Regions from separate parts of the Homo sapiens genome. Here region 2 is linked to region 1. A link is a loop called in an ENCODE intact Hi-C map of the cell type or tissue named here. Cell type or tissue: HepG2. All regions are shown on one strand. Each heading gives the region's core, and the rest is flanking DNA. Links, peaks and the distances in the headings are about the cores only.

The links. Hi-C counts contacts between places; a loop is a spot of excess contacts. Peaks named below come from ENCODE experiments on the same cell type or tissue, not always from the same donor. Only the 100,000 strongest peaks of a DNase experiment are listed, where the experiment ranks them.
Region 2: a loop joins it to region 1, with 14 times the contacts of the local background. A loop is called at or near these places in 21 of 110 quality-filtered maps.

Annotation. Positions count from the first base shown.
Region 1 is chr5:4,863,638-4,871,654 of GRCh38, forward strand. LOC105374629 (a long non-coding RNA gene) reads left to right here and starts at 2,873. Exons shown (of 2, transcript NR_188249.1): 1 at 2,873-2,950; 2 at 3,642-4,576. It overlaps LOC107986400 (a long non-coding RNA gene), which reads right to left and starts at 2,745. Exons shown (of 3, transcript XR_007059111.1): 1 at 2,379-2,745. RefSeq lists enhancers at 2,878-3,378, 3,379-3,879. In HepG2, for the core only: a CTCF peak has its summit at 4,701 (motif pointing right); a DNase peak (open chromatin) is centred at 4,704; H3K27me3 peaks cover 507 bases.
Region 2 is chr5:4,938,955-4,946,971 of GRCh38, forward strand. No RefSeq gene overlaps it. Among named protein-coding and RNA genes, the nearest start is that of LINC01020, 91 kb to the right of the region's middle. In HepG2, for the core only: a CTCF peak has its summit at 3,508 (motif pointing left); no DNase peak of the experiment used is centred there; H3K27me3 peaks cover 479 bases.

The sequences.
Region 1 (8,017 bases), core at 3,707-6,206:
TGAGAAAATTCGAAGCCCAGTGCAACAATCCCATGCGATGGTGCCAGGGGTGAGCCGGGAGCTCTGCAGCTGCTCTCTGCAGGGATGCTCTACAATCCTGCCGGGTCGGGCCCTCATCACCACTAACCATGCAGGACGCTCAAAGACACAGGTGGGCTGGTTAGAAGGGGCTGATCTTGAATTGAAACGCAGATGTGGCTGATCACTGAAACCGCCTCTTCTGCAGGCCCATGATGATTCTACTAGCTCACGTGCAGGTACACATTCACATGCATGCATGCACACACATGCACAGACGTGCACACACACACATTGTGCATGTAACTATCAGCATTTTGGTCAAAACCATTCAACGTGTCTCTAGGAAGTTCCAAACTTTCCCACATTTTCTTGTCTTCTTCCAAGCCTTGCAAGCTGTTCCAACCTCTGCCCATTACTCAGCTCCAAAGTCCCCCACTCTTCTGACAATTTTCTATATTAGTTCGTTCTCACACTGCTATAAAGAACTACCTGAGACTGGGTAATTTATGAAGAAAATAAGTTTAATTGACTCACAGTTCTGTGGGCTTAACAGGAAGCATGACTAGGAGACCTCAAAAACTTACAATCTTGGCAGAAGTCAAACAGAAAGCAAGCACCTTCTTTACATGGCAGCAGAAGAGAGAGAGTGAGGGGCAAGTGCCACACACTGTTAAACCATCAGATCTCATGGGAACTCTCTCACTATCACAAGAACAGCAAGGGGGAAATCAACCCCCAAGATCCAATCACCTCCCACCAGGACCCTCCTCCAATTCGACATGAGATTTGAGCAGGGACACACATTCAAACCATATCAGTATATATATTGCAGATACTAGGTTACGTGAGTGAGCATCTATGAAGAAAATTTCCTGACATGACACTGCAGCAAAAGCATGTGTACTTTTTAATTTTTGAAAGTTAATAACAAACAATCCTCCTGAAGGCTGTGATAATTTCTACTCACTTCAACCATACACGAGAGTGTCATCAAAAGCAAAAATTGACAAATAAGATCTATTAAAACTAAAAGATCTCCTGTATAGCAAAGGAAACTATTAATAAAGTAAACAGACAACCTACAGAATGGGAGAAAATTTTGGCAAACGATGCATCTGAAAAGGTCTAATATCCAGCATCTATAAGGAACTTAAACAAATTTACAGGAATAAAACAAACAGACCCATTAAAAAGTAGGCAAAGAACATGAACAGACACTTTACAAATGAATACAGACATGCAGCCAAAAAGCATATGAAAAAAAAATACTCGGTGTCACTGATTATTAGAGAAATGCAAATCAAAACCACAATGAGATACCATCTCACAGAAGTCAGAATGGATATTATTAAAAAGTGAAAAAACAACAGATGCTGGTGAGGTTGTGGAGAAAAGGGAACACTTATATACTGTTGATGGAAGTGTAAATTAGTTCAACCATTGTGAAAAGCAGTATGGCCATTTCTCAAAGAGCTAAAAGCAGAAATGCCTTTCAACTCAGCAATCCAATTATGGAGCATATATCCAGAGGAATAAAAATCATTCTACCATAATGACAAATAGACATGAATGTTCACTGCAGCACTCTTCACAATAGTAGAGACATGGAATCAACCTAAACGCCCATCAATGACAGAGAGAATAAAGGAAATGTGGTACATATATACCATGGAATACTACACAGCCATAAAAAAAAGAATGAGATTATGTCCTTTGCAGGAACATGGGTGGAGGTGGAGGACATTATCCAAAGCAAACTAACCCAGGAACAGAAACCAAATATTGCATGCTCTTACTTATAAGTGGGAGCTAAATGACGAGAACACATGGACACAAAGAAGAGAACAACAGACATTGGGGCTTCCTCGAGGGTGGCGGGTGGGAGAAGAGAAAAAAATAACCACTGGGTACTAGGCTTAATACCTGAGTGACAAAATAATCTGTCACAAAACCCCTGTGACTCTGACTTCTTGGCCAGGTTTATTCTCAGATCTGATTCCTGCCATGATCCCTCGTGAAACTGTGCTACTTTCAGAAGAATGTGGATTCTGCGTTTGTAATTATAACCCTGCTAGAATGATTACTTGATTAAGGTTGACTTTACTCCCAGCCTGTAAACTTGAGATCAGCTTATTCGTAGTTAAATGGTAGCACTGGCTTCCATGCTGTGCCTGCTGTCAGTAGGTACCCGGGTAATAGGGAGTAAACCAGCAAGTTCTATGTTCTGAAAATCCGCTCGAAAGCCCATGTTAGCTGGAAAGGTTTGGGGAAATAAATTACTGTCTTAGTTCATTACGGTTGCCATAACGAAATACCAAAAACTGGGTGGTTTATAAACAACAAAATTCATTGCTCACAGTTCTGGAGTCTGCAAGTCTAAGATCCACGCAGGGGCAGATTCAGTGCCTGGTGGGGGCTTCCTGGTTCATAGATGCTGGTTGTCTTCTGTCTGCGCCATCACGTGGTGGAAAAAACAAGGGCGTTCTTTGTCTCTTAAATAAGAGAACGAATTTCATGTACCAGGGTTCCGCCCTCATGACCTTCCACGTACGAGGGTCCCGCCCTCATGACCTTCCACGTACGAGGGTCCCGCCCGCATGAACTTCCGCGTACGAGGGTCCCGCCCTCATGACCTTCCGCGTACGAGGGTCCCGCCCTCATGAACTTCCGCGTACGAGGGTTCCCGCCCTCATGGCCTTCCGCGTACCAGGGTCCCGCCCTCATGGCCTTCCGCGTACGAGGGTCAGGCCCTCATGACCTTCCGCGTACGAGGGTTACGCCCTCATGACCTTCCGCGTACGAGGGTTACGCCCTCATGACCTTCCGCGTACGAGGGTTACGCCCTCATGACCTTCCGCGTACGAGGGTTCTGCCCTCATGACCTTTTCACCTTCCGGAGGTCCTGCCTCCTAGCCCCATCACCTTGCGGGTGAGGATTTCAACAGATGAATATGGCGGTGGGGGGGTGTAAACATTCCGATCGCAGCAGCCACCCACGTATCACCTTGGTCTGGGGTGTAGCAGGCATTGCCAGGGCTCAGCCAAAGCCGGGCTCCAGCTGCTCGTGGAGATAACAAAGGCTTCTGTGGCCTCATCTACTTCATTGTGACGAGGTCGAGGCTGTAAGGGGCCAAGTGGATGATTTAGCTCAACAGCTAAATGATGTTCTGGGAGAAAGGGACTGAGGCTGCCGTGGACAGTGGTCATCTCGGGCTTCGAAGTATCTATTCCAGCTTCCTAAGGGCTCACCCTTGTCCTGGGGTGAAATGATCCTCCCACCACGCCCACAGCCCACGGTGGAGGGGTCATTCCTGGCACCTCCTCCCGCAATTGGATTACAAGGGTTCCCAGGCCGAGTCCACTCCGCGGCTGCGTGAGAGGTGGGATGCGGGCAGAGCTCAGCCGCCCGCACCCGCTCTCCCAGGGCCCTTAGTGTTGAGCAGCAGTGGGAGAACCGTAAGGCTGGCTGGAGACGTAGGTGGAATCCTCCGTATAAGTCTCAGCTGTCCTCTTCAGTCAATTGTGTGCGCCTACTGCACCTTTCCCGGCGTGGCCGGTTCCCACCACCCCACCCCCTCCCGCCCCCGTCAGCCAGAGACCCTTTTCCTTTAACTTCTTAGGTCAATGTGAAGTCAACGTCTAATGGACCCGAGTTCAGCCAAGAACACACACCAGTTGTTCCAGGGAAGAATCTCATGGTGAAGCACTAGTGAGCGTCCAAGCAACTCCCAGCCTAACCTCACCGGTCTGACTGTGGGGCTGCTTCTGCCACGGCTCCTGGCTGGCGATGGGGCTGTCAGCGTGTCAGCCAACCATGCATTGCAGATGCACTTTGAAGAAAATTAATGTACCTGGGTACTTATGGGACTCCCTGAATGAGTGGGTATAATTGAAATAGCCGGGACATCAAAAAGCTGGAACACTGGGAGCCTGGCCCTAGGGTGGCGGAGGCCACAACGGAGCCCCCAGCCGGTTGGAAAGAGGCTTCCTATGCTCTCCTTTCCATGCCACTGCGGAAGTGCTAGGGAACAGGAAGACCAGGGCATTGCCAAGTGAATAATAACAACCATGTGTGCGGCGTTCACGATACCCCAGGCTCAGTGAGCCTTTTACTCAGGGTCTCATGTGATGCTGAAAACAATCCCATGAAGTTTAGAAGCCTGTGCACACGAAGAGACGTGGTGTTTCCCTATTGATCCAAACTGCATGCTGACCTGTTCCTGCCAGGGCTGCGCTCCTCCTGCTTTGCCCTGGCTCTCCCGTTCTGCACTCCCTCTTCTACCGGGAATTCCTGGAAGCACCTTTTATTCACAGTGCCTGCTTTGAATAGATACAAATACAATTTGTATCTTATGTAGTCCATTCCACACAATTGAAAATATAATGTAATAAAAATCAGAAAAGTAAATCCAGGAAAGTCTCTAACACATATTAGGGCCTCAATAAATGGACCCTAAGAGGGTGGGGAAATGGCTTTGGTTTTTAACTGTGCTTCTTTTGAGCTTGATGCTGTTAACTTAGTACAATCTATCAATAAATATCGTCATCAAGAAAATATTAAAGGTGTACCTGAGTCACAGGGGAGGAGGTGCAGGGCTTCTGAGAAAATGTCCTTCAGTCACCAGCCGGTGAACAATGGGACTCGTTATTGTCCCCTCACCCTGCATACCACCAGGGGGCACTGATGAGCTGAGAAAGACTCTGTGGTCCAAAAACGGTACCAAATGAAAAGGCCACTTCCCAGCCTCTGTAATAAAAGGCGAAAAGCAGTCAGGGAATTTAGTCAAGACCTTATTCAGATGGCGGGAGGAGAGGGGGCGGAGCAGCCAGTGTTGAAAAGGGTTTTATCCAAACCAGTTTAATATCTTTAAAAAAAATTGTTGGGCATTTTTTTTTTTTTTTTGAGACGGAGTTTCACTCTTGTTGGCCAGGATAGCAATTTTTACTTCTGATAATTTTCTCCTCACTACTGTCAAATCAAGTTTAGCTTAAAGCTGCCTTCTTACATATTTTCAATTTCGCCTAAAGGTTTTTTGGTACATTAGAAACTATAACTGTGTAAACAGACTGTAGCCCATACACTGAATTTGGCCAATCAAATGTAGCCAACTCTTTGAACCTTGTTCTAATAAGGCCAACACCAAGTTGCAACCAATCTAGCTGTTTCTATACTTCGATTCCCTTTTCTGTCCATAAATCTTCCACCACACGGCTGCACTGGAGTCTCTGAGCCAACCCTGACTCAAAATGCTGCCTGATTCATGAATTGTTCCTTATTCAAACACCTTTAAATTTAATTTGGCTGAAGTTTTTCTTTTATCACTACTTTTTAAAAATCTCCAAATGGGTTATTCTCTTTTATCCCCTAATCAGATTTGATTCTCTTTTGTTCTCTAATTAGATTTATTTAGATTCCCTAATAAGATTTTATTGGAAAAAAAAAAAAAAACCTTTTTAATCATCTTTTTTGGACCAGGATGTACAGGGTTGCATCCACAGATGTGTAGTTGGTTTTCCCAGTGCAAATTCATAAGTGCTGGGCAAAATGGCCTCGTGTAGGGCTCAGAACTCCGGCCCTGTGAGCACCATTGTTCTAGAAAGATCTGTGTTCTAGGAAGAACACTTAACCATTTCTAGAACGTTTCTTCTAGAAAGAACAAAGAACCATTGTTCTGTGGTTCTAGAAAGGTGCTTCCACAAATCCCCAACCAGTGGGTGAAGCACAGAAAGGCAGAACAAGAGAAAAGCAGGAAGAGCAAGGCTGGTGAGAGCCACAGCAGGAGTGGGTCAGAATATAGCCTGCAGGGTCAGTACCCTGGAGGAGACGCAGGTCTGGGAAGAAGCGGCTCTCCCCAAATCCTCAGCCTTCACTGACCGCCTCTCTCCTGACAACTAGGACGATGCAATTTAACTCCTTGTTATTTACTGCTGAGTTATCTAACATAATTGTCGGGACTGGTCTAGACTTCCAGAGCCCCCTAACTCACATGAGGCATGAGAACCCAGCAATCTGTGCACTTAATGTGTCCGACACTGCATTCGGGCTCTGAAACCCTCATGGACCTGGGTCTCCCCGGTTGCTTGGAGGGCCCTGCATTCTGCCTCAGGGCATTTTGTGCCAGCCCTGTCCTGCTAAATACTAGACAGACTGCCTGGACACATAGGATGGGGGTTCTCCTGAGCTTCAGGACAGATGCAGGGAAGTGCTGTGCCTCCTTACCAAGAAATGGGTGCGTGCTTGGCAGGACTGGGTCTAAGGCTTGCCTTTCTTGTGCCACTCTTGTGCCACTCTTCCTGGGAGCAAGTTCATGTGGAAAAATCTCCGACCCACCTAGAGTAACCAACGGGCACACCAGTGTGAACAATACAGCGTCTGGCAAAAGAGAAGCCACGTGCAGGGAAGCGATGTGTGCCTTTGTGCCTTGGGGTCTCCATCTGAAGCTTCGTTTAGTGGCTGAACATTGAAGCAGTGGAGGATCCACCAACTCATGTGCAAAGTCAGCTACTCCATGAAAGCCCTCAGGACCATGGAGGCCAGGATGCCGGGGACTGTCTCTGCCAAAGCTCCCTGTGGGCCAGGCTGCATCTTCCTGCAGTGGACACTGGCCCACAGCTTCTCCTTCACTCCAGTGGAGTCAGGGAGGGAGCCCACTGTGACTTGTCCCCACCTAGATTGTTAGCACTGGTATCCTGGCCTTCAATAGCAGCACCCATCTCCCTCTCTGGAGAGGACAGACACCAAAGGATGCTGAACAAAGCACAGGACCTGCGCGGAGAGGACCACGTTTAAACCTAAAGGCACTGATATGGTTTGGCTCTGTGTTCCCAGCCAAATCTTATACTGAATTGTGATCTCCATAATCCCCACCTGTCAAGGGTGGGACCAGGTGGGAGGTGATTGAATCATGGGGGTGGTGTACCCCATGCTGTTCTTATGATAGTGAGTGACTTCTCACGAGATGTGATGGCTTTATAAGGCAGTTTTCTCTGCTCTTCCTCGCTCTCTCTTTCTTGCTGCCATGTGAACGAGGTCTTTGCTTCCCCTTCACCTTCTGCCATAATTGTAAGTTTCCTGAGGCCTCTCCAGCCATGCGGAACCATGAGTCAATTAACCCTCTTTTCTTTATAAATTACACAGTCTCAGGCAGCTTTTTATAGCAGTGTGAGAACTAACTGATACATGTACTTCTGGGTACCAAGAGATGCCAGCTACAAATACTATACCATAAATTTAATTCTATATGAAATGCTTAATAGGAATTGGCTTTTAAAAGAATTATATGATGCAGATAAACTCAAATTGAAAAATAGTCTACAAATTCTGGCACTCTTCAAAAACACCAATATGGTGAAAAATAAACAATGGCTAGAGAACATTACAGAATAAAGGAGACTAAAGAACATGGCAACTCAATGCCATGTGTGAAAAAAATTACCATAAAGATGCCATAAAACTCGAATATAGATTGTGTATTAGATATTAGCTTTGTATTGATGTTGAATTTTCTGAGACTAATAAAGGCACTTAGGTAATTTGAGAGAATACTCTCTTTTTCGTGAGATACATGCTAAAGATCAAAGGAGTGAAAGATTATGACACCTGTGATTTACTCTCAAATAGTTCTTCCAATCAGCAAAACAACTACATGTGAGTATAACTGTGTATTCACAGGTGGGGAGGGTGATGGTTCAAATGCAGCGACATTTTTAAAAGAATATCATGTGGACAATGTGTTTCAATCCTTCGGCAAAATTCAGTAGATTTGGATTTCCAAATCGCGAGTGTCCTGGCATAGGAGAGAAATGAGAGGAGACCAACGAGGGCAAAAGGCGACAATATAGCAGAGAAGACAATTCTGAATTTTTCTTAAGTGAAAATGGAATTAAAGAGCTTTAAAAAAAAATAAAGTGCAAATGGAACAGACCTGATGATAAATTTCTAAATTTTAAAGTTTTAGTTAGCTTGATTTTTCATCTAAAACAACTCATGAATTTG
Region 2 (8,017 bases), core at 2,415-4,914, 74 kb after region 1:
AGCTGACTCTTCTCTTTCCAGAGCACACACCCCAACTCTGCTCCTTCCTCCTGAGGGTCTAACGCAGTATTTCCTACTGTTGGGGAAAGTAAACTCGATCAAATGACTCAGGCCCTAGATGTTGGATGGCCAGGATGTGGCATAACCCCTCCACAGCTGGCGTTGCCCGGGGCAATAGCAAGGGGACTGTGAGGTGATGCCGCCAGTTGGGGCCAAAAATATTACGGGCATGTGTGCATGGGCACTCTCCAAGTACTGCACACCAAACTTGTAAATGCCCCATGCCTAGATGCAGCCAGATGTCCAAACAGCTGACACACAGATGGATTTCTGTATTATATTCTCAGCCTGAACGTCAGAAGGGCGGGAGGCACAGAGCTGGTGTGCTTGCCTGTCAGGCCGCCATCACGTATCTCTGTCATCTCCAGCCTTGGATTCATTTACACACACATTCAAAAGTCCTAACCAAAGAGTTCTTCATGCCCATGACTCTGAGGCATTACATGTAGATACAGGGAGACCAGACCATTCTCCACCTGCCTCTTATGTTTCTGCACATCTTGCCGGGAGAGGCACTGACTGCTTTTTGTTCCAGATCATGTTTTCAAGGCTATCTGCATAGCAAAGCACCTTACAGCGCACAGAAATTGTCTCCCTGCAGAGCAGAGGGCGGGTCTACTTCCTGCCAGGATAATAAAGATAATGTTTTCCTTCCATGTGACACGGCAGGCGAATCACATTTTTCGATACCAAAAATTTTATGCAAATGAAATCTATTAGCCACAAGCAGTAATTCCTGGTAAAAGTTTCTTAAGGGTAAAGATAACCTTTTTTTTTTTTTTTTTTGAGATGGACTCTCACTCTGTCAACCCAGACTGGAGTGCAGTGGCACTATCTCAGCTCACTGCAACCTCCGCCTCTTGGGTTAAAGCAATTCTCCTGCCTCAGCCTCCTGAGTACCTGGGACCACAGGTATGCCCCACCATGCCGGACCAATTTTTGTATTTTTAGTAGAGATGGGGTTTCACCACATTGGCCAGGCTGGTCTCGAACTCCTGACCTCAGGCAATCTGCCTGCCTCGGCCTCCCAAAATTCTGGTATTAGAGGTGTGAGCCACTGCGCTCGGCTACCAATTATTTTTTTACATCACTCCAGTCATGTTGGTGTGGTGAGACACCTAGGTAAGGCTTAGTGTTTATCAAACACGTCTAAATCGGTGTGCTATGATTATGCAAGTTACAGACAGTGTTGTAGACACAGTCAGTATATCCACTGAATTCCTTGAACAGGTCGTCACAAGCACTATTTCGTGACTTTTTATGTTTCTAAGTTTTATGTCATTGCTTTTGCCCTGCTTTCTAATTTATATGTACAATCTTTATGGACAAAATGTGCTTTAACATCTTAGGGCAACAAAAGAATGAATGCATTTATAATATAAAACAATATTTCTTTTTTTTTTTTTTTTTTTGAGATAGAGTCTCACTCTGTCGCCAGGCTGGAGTGCAGTGGCGTGACCTCGGCTCACTGCAACCTCCGCCTCCCGGGTTCAAGCAATTCTCCTGCCTCAGCCTCCCAAGTAGCTGGGACTACAGGTGTGTGCCACCAGGCCCGGCAAATTTTTGTATTTTTAGTAGAGACGGGGTTTCACCATGTTGGTCAGGATGGTCTGGATCTCCTGACCTTGTGATCCGCCCACCTTGGCCTCCCAAAGTGCTGGGATTACAGGCGTGAGCCACTGTGACCAGCCTAAAACAATCTTTCCATCAATAAAAAGCTCAATTATTTTTCAAATACCCACTGCAACAATTAATCCAAAGCCTCACTGCTGAGCTCTGCTCAGTGATCCCAGCTCTGTGCGCAGCTGGGAAGCAGGGAAATCCTTCTAAGGCTATGGAATTAAATGGGAGCTGGAGTGAGTTTGGGAAGGACAAGAATTTTCCACACGAGCATGGTCGTTAGCCAGTGTGGTGAAGCGGCAAGGCCACGAGGCACAGAAAACGTGGTTTTTGTGTCAGAACTGTTTTGCACAGTTCGGGGGTGCTGCATATGGTTTCCTAGAACTAAGCAGTTACTTTCCTCATCTCTTTTGTGCATCTCTTCAGTTCGGGGATGGAGCGTGTAATTTGAGTAAAAAACAATATTGTTAGAAGTAAGTCGCAGACTAGAGACAGACCCCATTTGGGGTAGAAGCTTGCACAGAATATAATGGGGAAACTGAGACAGGCCTCATTAACAGAAGAGCTGACGCAAAAACCACGTTTTCTGTGCCTCACAGCCTTGCCACTTCACCCTACCGGGTAACGATCATGCTGGCGTGGAAAATTCTTGTCCTTCCCGAACTCACTCCAGCTCCCGTTTAATTCCATAGCATCAGGATTTCCCTGCTTCCCAGCTGCGCACAGAGCTGGAACCAGTGAGCAGAGCTCAGCAGTGAGGCTTTGGATTAATTGTTGCAGTGGGTATTTGAAAAGTAATTGATTTCCATACTCAGTTTGAACTCAATTGAAAAATCATTTACAGACTTCACTTTATGGGTGAGACGCAGAGCCAAGTACAGTGGGTTCCAGGCCACAACAGCTGAACGGAGGAGGCAGCGCGGCCCCTGCCCAATTGCGACCTATGTCAAATAATAAAAATAATAATAATAATAAGTATTATTCTCTGAATTATATTACTAACAAATTAAATGCCTTATTGAGTTGGCACACGATAGCAATAATACGTTTTGTCTCACTTCCCTGTAAAAATCGGTCCGTGTTTTTGTAAGATCCTTAAAAGCAATGCTAACCGGCACTCACATTTCAGTACTAGGCTGAGATTTCTACCAGTTTTCTTAAAACGGATCACTGAGTAGAACCCATGAGCTATTTGGGAAGACATCGCTGCAACCTCACAGTCCCCCTGCAAAGGCAGAGGCCTCAGGTGAGGCGGGGCGCGGGGTGACTGGAACCCGAGTTTTCAGCGAGGACTCGCTCTTCCTCTGCACTAAGTTCTATGAGCAGTGGCGGCAGGTGCGTCTCCGGAGATTCCCCTGCCATAGACCAGCCGTCCAGTGACCACAGCGGACGCTCTGGCCTCTCCCTGCTTCTCCCAAGCCCGTGGCTTCTCCCTGACTTGGCTTCCCCATGGGAATGCTCTGACCTCCGGCCTGCGGCCGTTTCTTCTTCTCCATCTTCAGTTGCTGGTGCTCCTGGGTGGACTCTTCGGAGGGCTCTTTGAAGGCCACCCAGGAGCACCTTTCTCTCGCCCTGCAGGCATCCCCAAGTCCCATCGCAGCACCCGCTTCCTCGGCTGGGAATCCTTCTCAGGAAAAGCTCGGTGTCTGTTTGTTTGTTTTTCCAGCTTCAGTCCACTCCCGAGGCGTTGGGTCCCCTCCCCTCTGGAGACGGCGCCCGCGCGGCTGCCCAGGCTGCAGGGCCTGGGGACACTCGGGGACCCTCCTGCCCTGAGGACCCTGGGCCAGGAGGGCGCCCCTTTTACCCCCAGGGCGACCGGTGCTGTGCTGCCACCTAGGGGCCGCTCTACGCACTGCAGGTCAGCCGGGCCCGCAGTCCCCAGGTGCTAACAATCTGGTTTCTGCTGTTCTTTTGTTGTTCAATTTTTTATTTTAATTTTTGTGGATACATAGTAGAAGCATATATTTATGGGGTACATGAGATGCTTTTATCCAGGCATGCAATGTGTTCTAATCACATGAAAAATGGGGAACCCGTCCCCTCAAGTATCCATCCTTTGTGTTACAAACAATCCAGTTACACTCTTTTTAGTTATTTAAAAATGTACACTTGAATTATTCTTGACTATAGCCACCCTGCTGTGCCAGCAAACACTACATCTTATTCAACGCTAACAATCTGGGCTGTCAAAAGGAGAAGGGTTGCTGTAGCGGAGGGGCTTAGAGGTGAGCATTTGTTTGTCTCACCCTTCCCCCTGCAGAGCGGTGCCTGTTCTTACAGCCATTTGTAAATGCTGGCCTTGAGCCACACCAAGCATCCAGGTAGAGCTGGGAGCTTCACCCATAGGCTGGGAGCACCGTGAGGGGGACCTGCAGTCCAGGACGGCCACGGTGGTGCAGGGAGGCCCCGCACTGCGGGAGGAGCTGGTCATGACCCAGGGCCAGCACCAGAGTGGCTGCCCAGGGCGCCAGGCACCCATAGGACTGGGAAAGCCAGGAGAGGCCAGAGAGGGGAAGGGAATTGGCAACTTCTAAAAGAAATGCGAGAAAGAGCCTGGGAAGTACCAGAAGGAAGAAAGTCGTCCCTGGGGCTTGAGGCATAGAGAGAACTATGTCTCGAGTAAACCAAAGGTGTTTCCATGGTACCTGGAATTTTTTTTTAAGTCAGGGATGATGGGACTCACAGACACAGAAAGATTGTCATGAAGAAAGAAGTTTATCCTTGCAGATCCCTGGACAGAGGAGTCACGCCTGGCCACACAGAGACGCACAGCCAACCAGGTGGGCAAGGGAGCGAGGGGAGCGTGGGCCAGAGAAGGCTCAGATCAGCTAACCTGAATCATTGAATCATTTTAGCAGGCTCAGGGGCGAGGGGCTGTCCCTTCCTGTCTGGTCCCTCGCCTGGCGTGATTTGGGCAGGTGCATGGTGGCCCGGAGTGTGAGGGCCACAGAGAAGGTGGTTGGAGCATGGACTCCAGGTGGTTGGTTTGATTTGGAAAGCACAGCCCTGGGTTCTAAGAACCAGCTCATTCTGGCAAGGGCAGTACCTCCAGGGTCAGCAAGACCCCGGATGTCCAAGCACCAGAATTCAGAAAATAAAAGAATTCATTAATACAAAAGACAACATGCAGCCATTGCTCAGAAGCACTGCCTGGGGCCCAGGCTGCCGGCCTCTTGTTGCCCAGGTCTCTGTGCCCAGTGTTCAGCAGCAGACACTTGTGGAATTGGCTTTTGAGAAGCAAGGGGCTGGGCTTTGAAGAATGAATGCCAAAGGTTGAATCCCAAGGCAAGACATACTGCCGCTGGACAGGAGGAGATGCCTGCATCTGCTCAGAAGTTCACACCTAAGGAGGGTTTCAAGCGTTCCAAGATAACAAAAAGTGCTCCCCAAAATAAGACTTACCATAAATAACAGATGAACAAAATAATCAGTCAAAAAGTCTGTCCCATGTCCAACAGTAGTCCAGATGCTGGGGTAGGGGATCCAAAAGAAGGGGGAGGATGTCACTGACTGCCACCTCCATTCAGCTGCCCAGGTTAGAGGTAAGTTAACACAAACACAGAAACTTAAGAGTAACAGAGACTGAATCCGGAATATTTGTATCTCTTTCTCCACATGGCAACTCAAGCCATTTTATACAATAATATTTATGTATAGATCCAAACCTTCATGGCAGCATGCACATGCTGGACTCTGGAAACAGTTTTATAAGGAGTCAGAATTCCCAGCCGTTGTCCAAGGTCCAAGATTCCTGCATTTTCCTCATTCTAGTGTTTCAGAGAGTGGACAAAAAGAGCATCATTTACTTAAACTTCCCATTTTATTTGGCATTGGATTATTTCCTGTTTTCATGATTACAAAAACTTCTGCACTCATTATGTCCATATGTATATTTTGTACTCAAATATGTACACAAACATATAAGTATTATATAGGTACTACAGGTATTATGTATTCTAACAGTATTTATAATCATGAATGTGTGTATATATTAGAGATATTAGCTTATGGGAATGAGCAACTATAAGAACATTTTCCTGAAATGAAATTGTTCTCTCCAGCAGCAGTTATTCTGAATGCTTCTTCCTTGCAGAGTCCTCTCCTCCACTGGGTACTCATGGGTCCCTCCTCCCTCCAGAGTCCTCTCCTCCACTGGGTACTCACGGGTCCCTCCTCCCTCCAGAGTCCTCTCCTCCACTGGGTACTCACGGGTCCCTCCTCCCTCCAGAGTCCTCTCCTCCACTGGGTACTCACGGGTCCACCCTCCCTCCAGAGTCCTCTCCAGCACTGGGTACTCACAAGTCCACCCTCCCTCCAGAGTCCTCCCCAGCAGTAGATACTCATGAGTCTTCCCTCCATCCAGAGTCCTCTCCAGCGCTGAGTACTCATGAGTCCACTTTTCCTGCAGAGTCATAGGTACCTCCAGCTGTAGGTACTCAGGAGTCCATCCTCCCTCCAGAGGCTTTGCCAGCACGGGTTATGCAGGAGTCTCTGCTTCCTACATTTTCCTAAATCACCACCTGGCTCTGTCCTAGCTGTCAGGACACATGCGGGCCTCTGAGAGGATCCTGTCACATTGATTATTTCCTGTTTTATAAAAGTACTAGACTTATTAATTACTATTTCTAGAAGTATGTGCCTGTTATTTTTATAATGTTAAGTGTTCAATCTGCGGGTGTGCAGTGCTTGGCATATAATATCTGCTATGCTCTCTGTGCTGCTGGGCACTGGTGCAAGTGGTTGCCATTTGTTAACTCTTTTCTTCCCCCCACAAATCCACGTGATGGGTTCTTTCGTCTTGTTTTACAAATGAGAGAGAGACAGCGGAAGCACAGAGTAATCACGTAGCTTGCCCAATGCCTGCCATTGGCATTGGGCCACCTGCTCCCAAGCCCATATGCTTCACCACTGACCTGCGCTTTATAAATTCCTGGTTAGACACATTGCAACCTTCAGTTAATGGGGAGGTTTTGATTCACGGAAATGTGTGGAGATGTTCTTAAGTTAATTGGCTTATAAAAGTTATTTAACAGAAAGATAAAGCTGTTTGCACCCCTACAGAAAATAGTTCTAGAATTTGTTATCTTATTAAATGGATGTAACTCCATTTTTTGTTGATGAGCTGAGGATCTTAGCTTTTTTACGTATTGAGTTACTTCAGGAAAGTTACTTTACTTCTTTTTGCCTAATTTTCCTCTTCTCTAAAACAGAAAAAAGAAAGAAAGAAAAAACAAAACAAAACAAAACGCTGAGGCGGGAGAATCACTTGAACCCATTGAACCCAGGAGGTGGAAACTGCAGTGAGCCGAGATCGCGCCACTGCACTCCAGCCTGGGCAACAGAGCTAGACTCCATCTAAAAATAAAAAATAAATAAAATAAAAGAACCTACTCCATGACTTTTTTTGTGAAAATTAAATGAGTAAGTACCTTTAAAATTTAGCAAAATGCCTGAAAGACAGCATGGCATGTAGTAAGTGCTCATTAAGCATTAGTGTGTTTAATGGACTTTAGATTCCAATGTACAGTATCACAGTCATGATAATTAGCTGTACAGCTTACACAGGACCTGTGATATCCATGTGAAGCACCATCATTTTTTCCATTCAACTGAGAAGGAAATTGGCTAAGCGGAGTTAATAGTCTGGCTAATATCACAAACCTATTATTATCCAAAGGGAATAGAAACCAAGTATAGGCTTTCTCCCCCCCCTAGTTTCATGGCCTAAGAGATTAGACATGCAGAAAGTTTTACCTGTGACTTTTTCATGGACATGTTTAGGTGTTCACTAGAGAGATGAAAATCAGTCTCTTTTTGTATGTTTATTTGGTTGGTTTCCTTTTTTTTTTTTTTTTTTTGGATTGGCATTCCCCTCTTACTGATTGTTTAGGGTCTAGCTGACCCCTATGGATTTCCATAACCAGCCCTCAGGCCTGAGAGACAGCGTTCCCACTGTCAGCAGCGAGCCCAGCGCAGGATCTGGACATGGAGTCTGGTGTTTCTCCAGCCGGGCAGCCCAAGCATAGCCTCTCCCTGGAGCAGGAAGGAGAAGCTCCTTCTGTACCTTTACCAGGAGCACAGCCACACTGTTCTGAAAGCAAACTCATGCTGGACGCCTGCAGGTTCCAGAAGGTACGGTCTCCCAGTCTTCCTGCCCTTCTGGGATCTAGCCTCATTGCTCAGACCTCTGCAAGTTTGTCCTGCGAGGCTCCCAGGCCTTTGTGGAGCAGTGCACATGGCCGAGCTCTGCATTCCCCTTTCTTGTTCCTCTTCTTCAATATCTTCCTTCCTAGGCCTTTTCCAGATTTCCTGTCTCTGCCCCCACCATTTCTCCTTT